Linked DNA regions of Mus musculus: regions 1 and 3 are each linked to region 2. Evidence: chromatin loops called from intact Hi-C (ENCODE). Cell type or tissue: heart. All regions are shown on one strand.

Region 1 (2,500 bases), 190 kb before region 2:
CAAGTGAGTCTCAAAGCAGCGGCCTGTATGTCTAGACTCGCAGCCTCCCTTGCTGTGACCCTCCAATTCAGCTCCTCAGGGTGTGACCCCAACCATAAAGTCTTTTGGATGCTATTTCACAACTCTAGTTCTGATAGTGACAAATCATGATGTAAATATAGGATATACAGGATGTCTGATTTGTGACCCCAAAGAGATCTTGGCCCAAGGTTGGGAACTGTCTAGAGCCAAGCTCTGGAATCCAGGCCTCAGGCTTCTGTCCTGCTAAGATGCCCTTATGTTGTAAGCTGTTTCAAAGCAGTTAAGTAGGAAATTATTTAAGCTTTTTAAAAAGCATTTATTTTGTGTGAGGTGGGGTGGGGCAGGGCGTGTGCACATGTGAAGGTCAGAGGACAACAGTGCTTCCCTCCATCCACCACGCAAGCCCTGGGCATCAGACTCAGGCCACCGGGCTCCTTTATCTGACAATCCATCTCATGGGCCAGGGAAATGATTTTAAATTGAATGTGCCTGTCCAAATACTTGCAGGAGTAACTTCTATGAAATTTGAAAAAAATATATGGTAATGTTTGTGAAGTTAACTTGTTTGCCTTGAAAGTGCTTCATGTACAAGTTCCAGTGAGACAGTTATTTAAAATATTAAAGGAAGAGTAAAATGTCACAGTTTTATGTAAAAAGTAACCAGAAAGCACTGGATGCTGAATCTTTGATCTGAAAACTTATATGTAGGTTTATTTACTTCCAAAACACAAGACTTAATCTTTCAGCCTTAGTCTGACAACTCCAACCCCACCCCTGGCCCCCCAAGATAGGGTTTTTCTGTGTTCCCCTGACTGTCTGGACACTTGCTCTGTAGGCCAGGCTGGCCTCAAACTCAGAGCTCTGCCTGCCTCTGCCTCCAGGGTGCTGGGATAAAAGGTGCCCCCCACCCCCCCACCCCCGGCTGGTATTTTTGTTTTATGTGTATACACAGGCTTCATATGTAGATGCCAGTGAGGGCTTAAAAAAGGTATAGAATTCCCTAGTTTGGGAATTGTGAGCTGTGCAAAGTGGGCACCAAGGCCCTCTGGAAGAGCAGAATGTCCTTAACCTCCAAGTTGTCTGTCAGTCCCCAACTCGTGTTTTAAAAAAATCTATATCAGGCCTGGGGATATACCTCATCCGATAAAGTGCTTGCTTAGCATCTGTGAAGCCCTAGGTCATAGAAAGGCGGTGGTGCATCTCTGTAATGTCAGCATTTTGGAGGTGAAGGGCAGGTGGTCAGGAGTTCAAGGTTGTCCTTAACTCTGCAGAGAGACCAGCCTGAGATAACTGAACCCTGACTTAAAAAAAAAAAAAAAAAGAAAAGAAAAAGAAAAAGAAAATTAGCAGAAAATAAAATTGAGTGGTCCACCAGAGGGCAGTATTTGACAAAGGTTTGATAACAAACATCACTCATAGAAATTATATATGCTTCATTTATTGTATCAACAATGTGGTTAGTAGAAAGAGTTTCCTTCCATCCATACAGTTTCAGAGAGGGAACCTGAGCATGCCTTGTTCCTACAGGGCATAAATAGTTCTTTATGCAGTGCATCTTGAGATTTTTTAAAAAAATGTTTGTTTTATAGCTTTTAAGATATAAGAAGAAGCAAAGGAACTCAGAGTTGTTACATGGCACTTTATAGCCTGGATAGAGCCCATTGGCTCACCAAAAAAAAGCTCAGTTGTTCTAATTCAATCTCCAAAGCGCTGTTTGCCCTTCCTGGGAAACATCCCAATTTGGCTGCATTCCATATGCTAGAAAAAGACCAGAGCCAGAGCCAACTGTAGGCTTGAGGGAGGCAGAGAGGGGTTTCAGTTCTCCAGGGGCCAGGAGAATCACTGTCACACCCGTGGGGCAGTCCTGGCTGGAGGGGGCTGGGCATCGGCCCAGATCCTCAATAAGTCAACGGTAACTTCTTTTATCCTCAGGCCAGGTAGCTGCTTCCTGGTGGTGGGGTTTAACTTTTCTCTCCTGTGTTTACAATTAGGAAAAGAAGCAGCACACGCTTGTGGTAAGCAAACACTACAAGTTGGCACGTGATGTCATGTGATAAACACACTTGGGGCTGCCTCCAGGTGAAGACAGAGCCAAGACTTCCTGTTTGCTCTTCAGAACTCAGGCAGAAGCCTGACCTATAGCCATGTCTATCCTTGGTATATATATTCACATACATGGACATTGTGCATACTTTGGTGTGTCTGTGTGTCTTTGTGTGTGTGTACATACATGTGCAATATCGCATCCTGGGAATCTTTCTGTCTCATTGCTTAGCTTTTTCCATTTAATTTTCTCAGAGAAACATGGCTTCATTCCAGGGACCCTAACCGGGGTTTCTATGGGTGTCAGGCTGCTCTGACACAAAACAGAGAAGGAAAGGGGAGCTATTATGTTGTAAAATATTGATTTGGATGTTTATTGGCTTGTTTATTTGTTTATTTTGCTGCAGAGAAATGAGAACTGGAAAGAGCATACTGG
Region 2 (2,500 bases):
CCCAGCACTCTGGTGACTAAGGCAGGCAGTGAGGGTTTGAGGCCAGCCTAAAGCTAGACAGTAATATCAGAAAGCAATGCAGCTTTGATGTAAGTCACCTCTACAGTTACCACTCAACACCAAAACTTGGTCTGGAATTTACAAGGAAGAGTTGAGTTGAGAAGAAAAATGGGGACCCTTCTCTCAGGTCCTCAACACTCACCCCCTTGAGTCACGGTGAACGTAACTCTTGAGCACACTTACTGAACGGTTTGCTTTGTTACCCAGGCTTCTTTCCCCTTGGTCCCTAAAGCTTTCTAACACCCTAACTCTCCTCCTCGCTCCATCTTTCTCCGGAAGAAATCACAATGAACAAATAAAGACTTAGTGGCACTGAAAACAAAAGGAATCACTAGATGGTGGCTACAGGGAACCCTGCGTGTGACTGCAGATGGGTACTGGTTTCTGCGCAGTGAGTGACACACTTCAGAGCTGCAACCTCGGATTAAGAGGCCAGGACTATATCCTCATGACAGCTGAGGGCTGAGGACATGGCTCAGTTGGTGCAGGTCTGACTATTGAGTTTAAGAACCTGAGTTTGATCTATCCCTAGCACCCACGTAAACAGTGAGTCAAGGTGGCATTCATCAATCCCAATGCTGGGAAGACAGGAGGATCCAAGGACTCAAGGCCAGCTTGCCTAACCTAACCTGCAGGTCCCAGTTCCCAGTGAGCCACTTCATCTCAAAAAATGTAAGGGCTGGACGAACAGCTCAGCAGTTAAAGTGCTTACTGCTAGGCCAGGCAAGGTGATGCGATGCCTTTAATACCAGCACATGGGAGGCAGAGACAGGTGGATCTCTGGGAGTGCCAGGGCAGATGTCTCAAAACAACAAGAAGCACTGCTGCTTTACAGGACTTAAGTCCCCGGTACTCCCACTCCAGAGGACCCACAGTTCTCTTAGGTCCCCGGTACTCCCACTCCAGAGGACCCACTGTTCTCTTAAGTCCCTGGTACTCCCACTCCAGAGGACCCACTGTTCTCTTAAGTCCCTGGTACTCCCACTCCAGAGGACCCACAGTTCTCTTAGGTCCCCGGTATTCCCACTCCAGAGGACCCACTGTCCCCTTCATAGGCACCAGCACGAAAGTGAGTTACATAGCCATGTATGTGTCCATGTAATTAAAACAGAAGTCATCTTTGTGCGGGAGAGATGGCTCAGAAGTAGAAGACTTGCTTCTACTGCAGAGGACTCAAATTCAGTTGACAGCACCTATACTGGACAACTCTAGGTGAATCTGGTGCCCTCTTCAGGCCTCCTCAGGAACCTGCAAACACAGTTTTAAATCTAAGTCCTGTTTTAAAAAAAAAAAAAAACCATGTGGAAGGCTGGATTGCACTTGGGTTTTCTAGCAGAACTGCAGGTGCTCTCATTCAGTGAGCAACCACCTCACTTCTCCAGCCCCTCACTTTTGGCACAGTGGGGTCTCTTTACCAGGACCTGGTACTCACAGGTCAGGCAAAGGCAGCTGAGCGCCAGCCTCGGATCCGCCTGTCTCTGATTCCCACATAAGCACCAGCAGCTCTGCGGATGGATAGTCATCACACCTGCATAGCAAGCACCTACCAACATAGCTGCCCCTGTGCCCCTGACAGGGACACGCACTATATGGAAAACAAGACTGCTTTCTTTTCTAATAGACACAATCCACACTGTCTTTTAAGTTTTAAGACTGTCATTCACATTTTTTATTAGTTTTCTAATATTTTGTTAGATTTTCTCTGAGTTGGAAGAACATTAATCTACTAATTGAAAAACCTATCCAAAACATGCATTTGAAGAACATGTTCTTAATTACACTTTGGATCTCGACCCAAATTAATAGAGCACGGGCAACTGAGTGTTCAGGAAGTGACTCGGAGCTGCCTTGCACAGCACCTGCTACATGACGTCTGACAACTTACGAACAAGGCAGCTCACATTGTTTTAATCTGTAAGTCGATCCAAAACAGTCTCCTCTCTCCTTAAATTTCCATTGTTGCTTAGGTACCGATTCCAATTATTTTTTAAATCTGTTGGTCCCAACTGTTTTCTGAAATGTTTGACAAATATCTGTGTCATTTGATATGAAGTTACCTCATATGTATTTCTTTCCACAGAAGCTGCCATTTCTCTTGTTTTCCACATTCATAAAACAAGAAAAATGTTATCAAGCTCTGCATTTATCAAAAGGGTCAACTGAGGCTAGCCACGAGGAGCTGTAACTATTGAGTATCAGAGAGCGGAAAGGAGTCTGTACCCAGGGTGCTCAGCGCTCAGTGCTGACAGAGTGGCGTCAATCGGCATCTCAGTGAGCAGAAGTCCCTTCATTTATGCTGCCCTGGAATTTCAATCATTTTCTTTGGTGATATGAACACAAACTAATAATTATACCTTGCTAGATATAAATGGCTGTGGTTTTGCTCTCCATATTTTAGATCCCCTTACAACTGTACTTTTCAAACCTCCCTGTCTCAAAT
Region 3 (2,500 bases), 110 kb before region 2:
TTCCTCAACTGAAGCTCCTTTCTCTGTGATAACTCCAGCTGTGTCAAGTTGACACACAAAACCAGTCAGTACTGTCACTAAGGGTGGACAGGCACAGAGACCAAAACATCTCAGAAGCTCTGTGGTTATCCACATTTACACTGTCATCTTGTTGGACTTGGGGGTTCTTTACTTCTGTCTTGTGAAAATCAAAGATTTTAGCTTTTAAACAGGTGATCCCTGCAAATGGTTTTCTACTGGCCCTAACAAACAAGCAAGCAAACAAACAAACCAAGCTAGTCTATCTAGGCAAAATTGATTTTTCTCCAATGTCTGTGATAAATTTTCTATATTTACAAAGCCTCATGGATTCCTGGTAAACTTTAGAATCTCCCTGAAATTCCCTGAAAACAATCCGTGTTCTTAGCTGGCCTTCTTGATGAGATGAGGAGCCTCAGAGAGCAAAGCTCGGAGAAGTGTCTCCAACATTCCTCAGAGCCTCTTTCACTGTGTGGGTCTGAAGCTTTCTGACTACAGCCAACATGGGTCTTCAGGAGTCACAGGCAGTCCTAAACCGTGTTCTCTCTGAACATGCAATCACAACCGGTGGCCACCACTTACACATCATGTGGTGACAAAAAAGGCCAGAAAGAATGTGACAAGTTGCGGAATTTATTTTGGCAGCTGTACTTTGTAGGTCTCTGGGTATATGTATCTGGGTCCTGTGTGTACTTGTGCATATGTCTGTGTTGACTATCTGGGTGTGTATACCTGCTTGAATCCTTTATGTATGTGAGTCTGCACTTCTAGTCTGTTCTATTGGGACATTATTGTCCCTGGCTCTGCTTCCAGGAGCAGCCAGCCTTTTCCTTCCATTCTAGTTTCTCTCCATCCCATTGAGGGCGTGCCCGATATCCTCAAAAGTCCGAAAAAGGCCACCACTCTCCAGGAACCTCTTGGCTGGGCTGCCGTCTGCTTGGGCCGTCAGCCAGCTGTCCCACAGTCCTGCCTTGTCAGCAGGGCCTGCCACTCATTCAAGAACAGCAGGGTCCACTGTAATGGGAAGGCAGAGCCCTATGTCATTCAGGAAGCCTGAAGTTATCAGTCTGCTTGCTCAACAACATCCCAGTCACCCTCAAGGAGGAAACTGTCATCCAAGTTGCACCTCTATCTCATGTTCATGGTGGGTCATCCCCGATGTACTTACTGTGCAGCTCATTATGTTAGTACCTGGAGGCCTCAACTTCGTGTGTGCTCAAATAATGTATAGAGCTGCTAGCCACAGTTTATGGCCATAGTTATTTTATGCAGGAAATTGGGAGAAAACAAGTCTAGTGTTTGCTGGTTTGCCAACTTAAGAACTATGGATAAAGTCACTGTCTGCTAGACAAAAATAAGCAAACAATACCCACATAGGTTTACCAATACAGCTTTTCTTATTTCTGCTGCTTCCCTACCTGTAACAGTAACTACTCTGCAGACAACAAACTGAGAGCCCCTCCTAGTCACGGTTAACAGCCATTTCCCTTTCTGACTATGTAAAAAGACCAATCATTGTCCTGACTCTGCCATGTCAATGAGCATCAGGGGAGCCTGAGTGGGCCGCCCACGCCATTCCAAAGGCCATTCTGCAGCCATGGCTGTCCACGTGTCAGGAAGGGACTGGGACTGGACTCTGTTGCAGAGGCACTGCCCTTCAGAGTGACCAACCTGAGCTGGGGAGAACTGGGTAAAGGCTGCACTCAAGTGGGCACACTCCTTCACACACCCAGGGGTCTGGGGTGCCAGAGTCAATCCCTCCCAAGGCACATAACTTCCATACCTGGCTTCAAAAAGGAAAAGTATACTCTTTAAAAAATGTTTGTGTCAGCCGGGCGTGGTGGCGCACGCCTTTAATCCCAGCACTTGGGAGGCAGAGGCAGAGGCAGAGGCAGGAGGATTTCTGAGTTCAGGGCCAGCCTGGTCTACGAAGTGAGTTCCAGGACAGCCAGGGCTATACAGAGAAACCCTGTCTCGAAAAACCAAATAAATAAATAAATAAACAAACAAGTAAATAAGTAAAATAAAAAAAATATTTGTGTCTTCAAAAAAGACATAGAAAATATCTGTTGTAAATTAAGAATGCTAGATTTCTATATGTACTACTTTAAATTGACAAGCGTGTACCAACGATGTCACTGCCACATTCCCATATTCTACTAAGAAACGGACTTGGGGACTTTTTTAAGGGGAACTCAGCCAGCTAGCCAGGCCTGTCCAGGAAGTGACCCAGCGTGATGCTAGGCATGACACTGGTACTCCTTCCTCTTCACCTGCTTTGGACCTTCTCTCTGAGGACAGGAGCTCACTACGTGGCTCTGGCAGACCTGGGCACTCTCTGCAGCCCAGGCTTGCTCTGAGCTCAAAGATCTGCTTCTACCTCTGAGCACCAGAATTACAGGCACGCGTCATCTCACCTTGCCTACAACTTGGTTCAACTAGAGGTATAGACAGAATTTTCTGTGATTAAAATACTTATGTG

What was found. Peaks named below come from ENCODE experiments on the same cell type or tissue, not always from the same donor. Only the 100,000 strongest peaks of a DNase experiment are listed, where the experiment ranks them.
Region 1: it touches region 2 in a loop (6-fold over the local background); 21 of 42 quality-filtered maps call a loop at or near these places.
Region 3: it touches region 2 in a loop (2.0-fold over the local background); 4 of 42 quality-filtered maps call a loop at or near these places.

Annotation. Positions count from the first base shown.
Region 1 is chr3:9,398,966-9,401,465 of GRCm38, forward strand. No RefSeq gene overlaps it. Among named protein-coding and RNA genes, the nearest start is that of C030034L19Rik, 2.8 kb to the right of the region's middle. In heart, a CTCF peak has its summit at 1,405 (motif pointing right); a DNase peak (open chromatin) is centred at 1,836; H3K27ac peaks cover 281 bases.
Region 2 is chr3:9,592,737-9,595,236 of GRCm38, forward strand. All of the region lies in intron 1 of Zfp704 (zinc finger protein 704), which reads right to left. Among named protein-coding and RNA genes, the nearest start is that of Zfp704, 16 kb to the right of the region's middle. In heart, a CTCF peak has its summit at 1,286 (motif pointing left); no DNase peak of the experiment used is centred here.
Region 3 is chr3:9,480,557-9,483,056 of GRCm38, forward strand. The region is part of intron 2 of Zfp704 (zinc finger protein 704); the gene reads right to left. Among named protein-coding and RNA genes, the nearest start is that of C030034L19Rik, 79 kb to the left of the region's middle. In heart, no CTCF peak of the experiment used is centred here; a DNase peak (open chromatin) is centred at 955.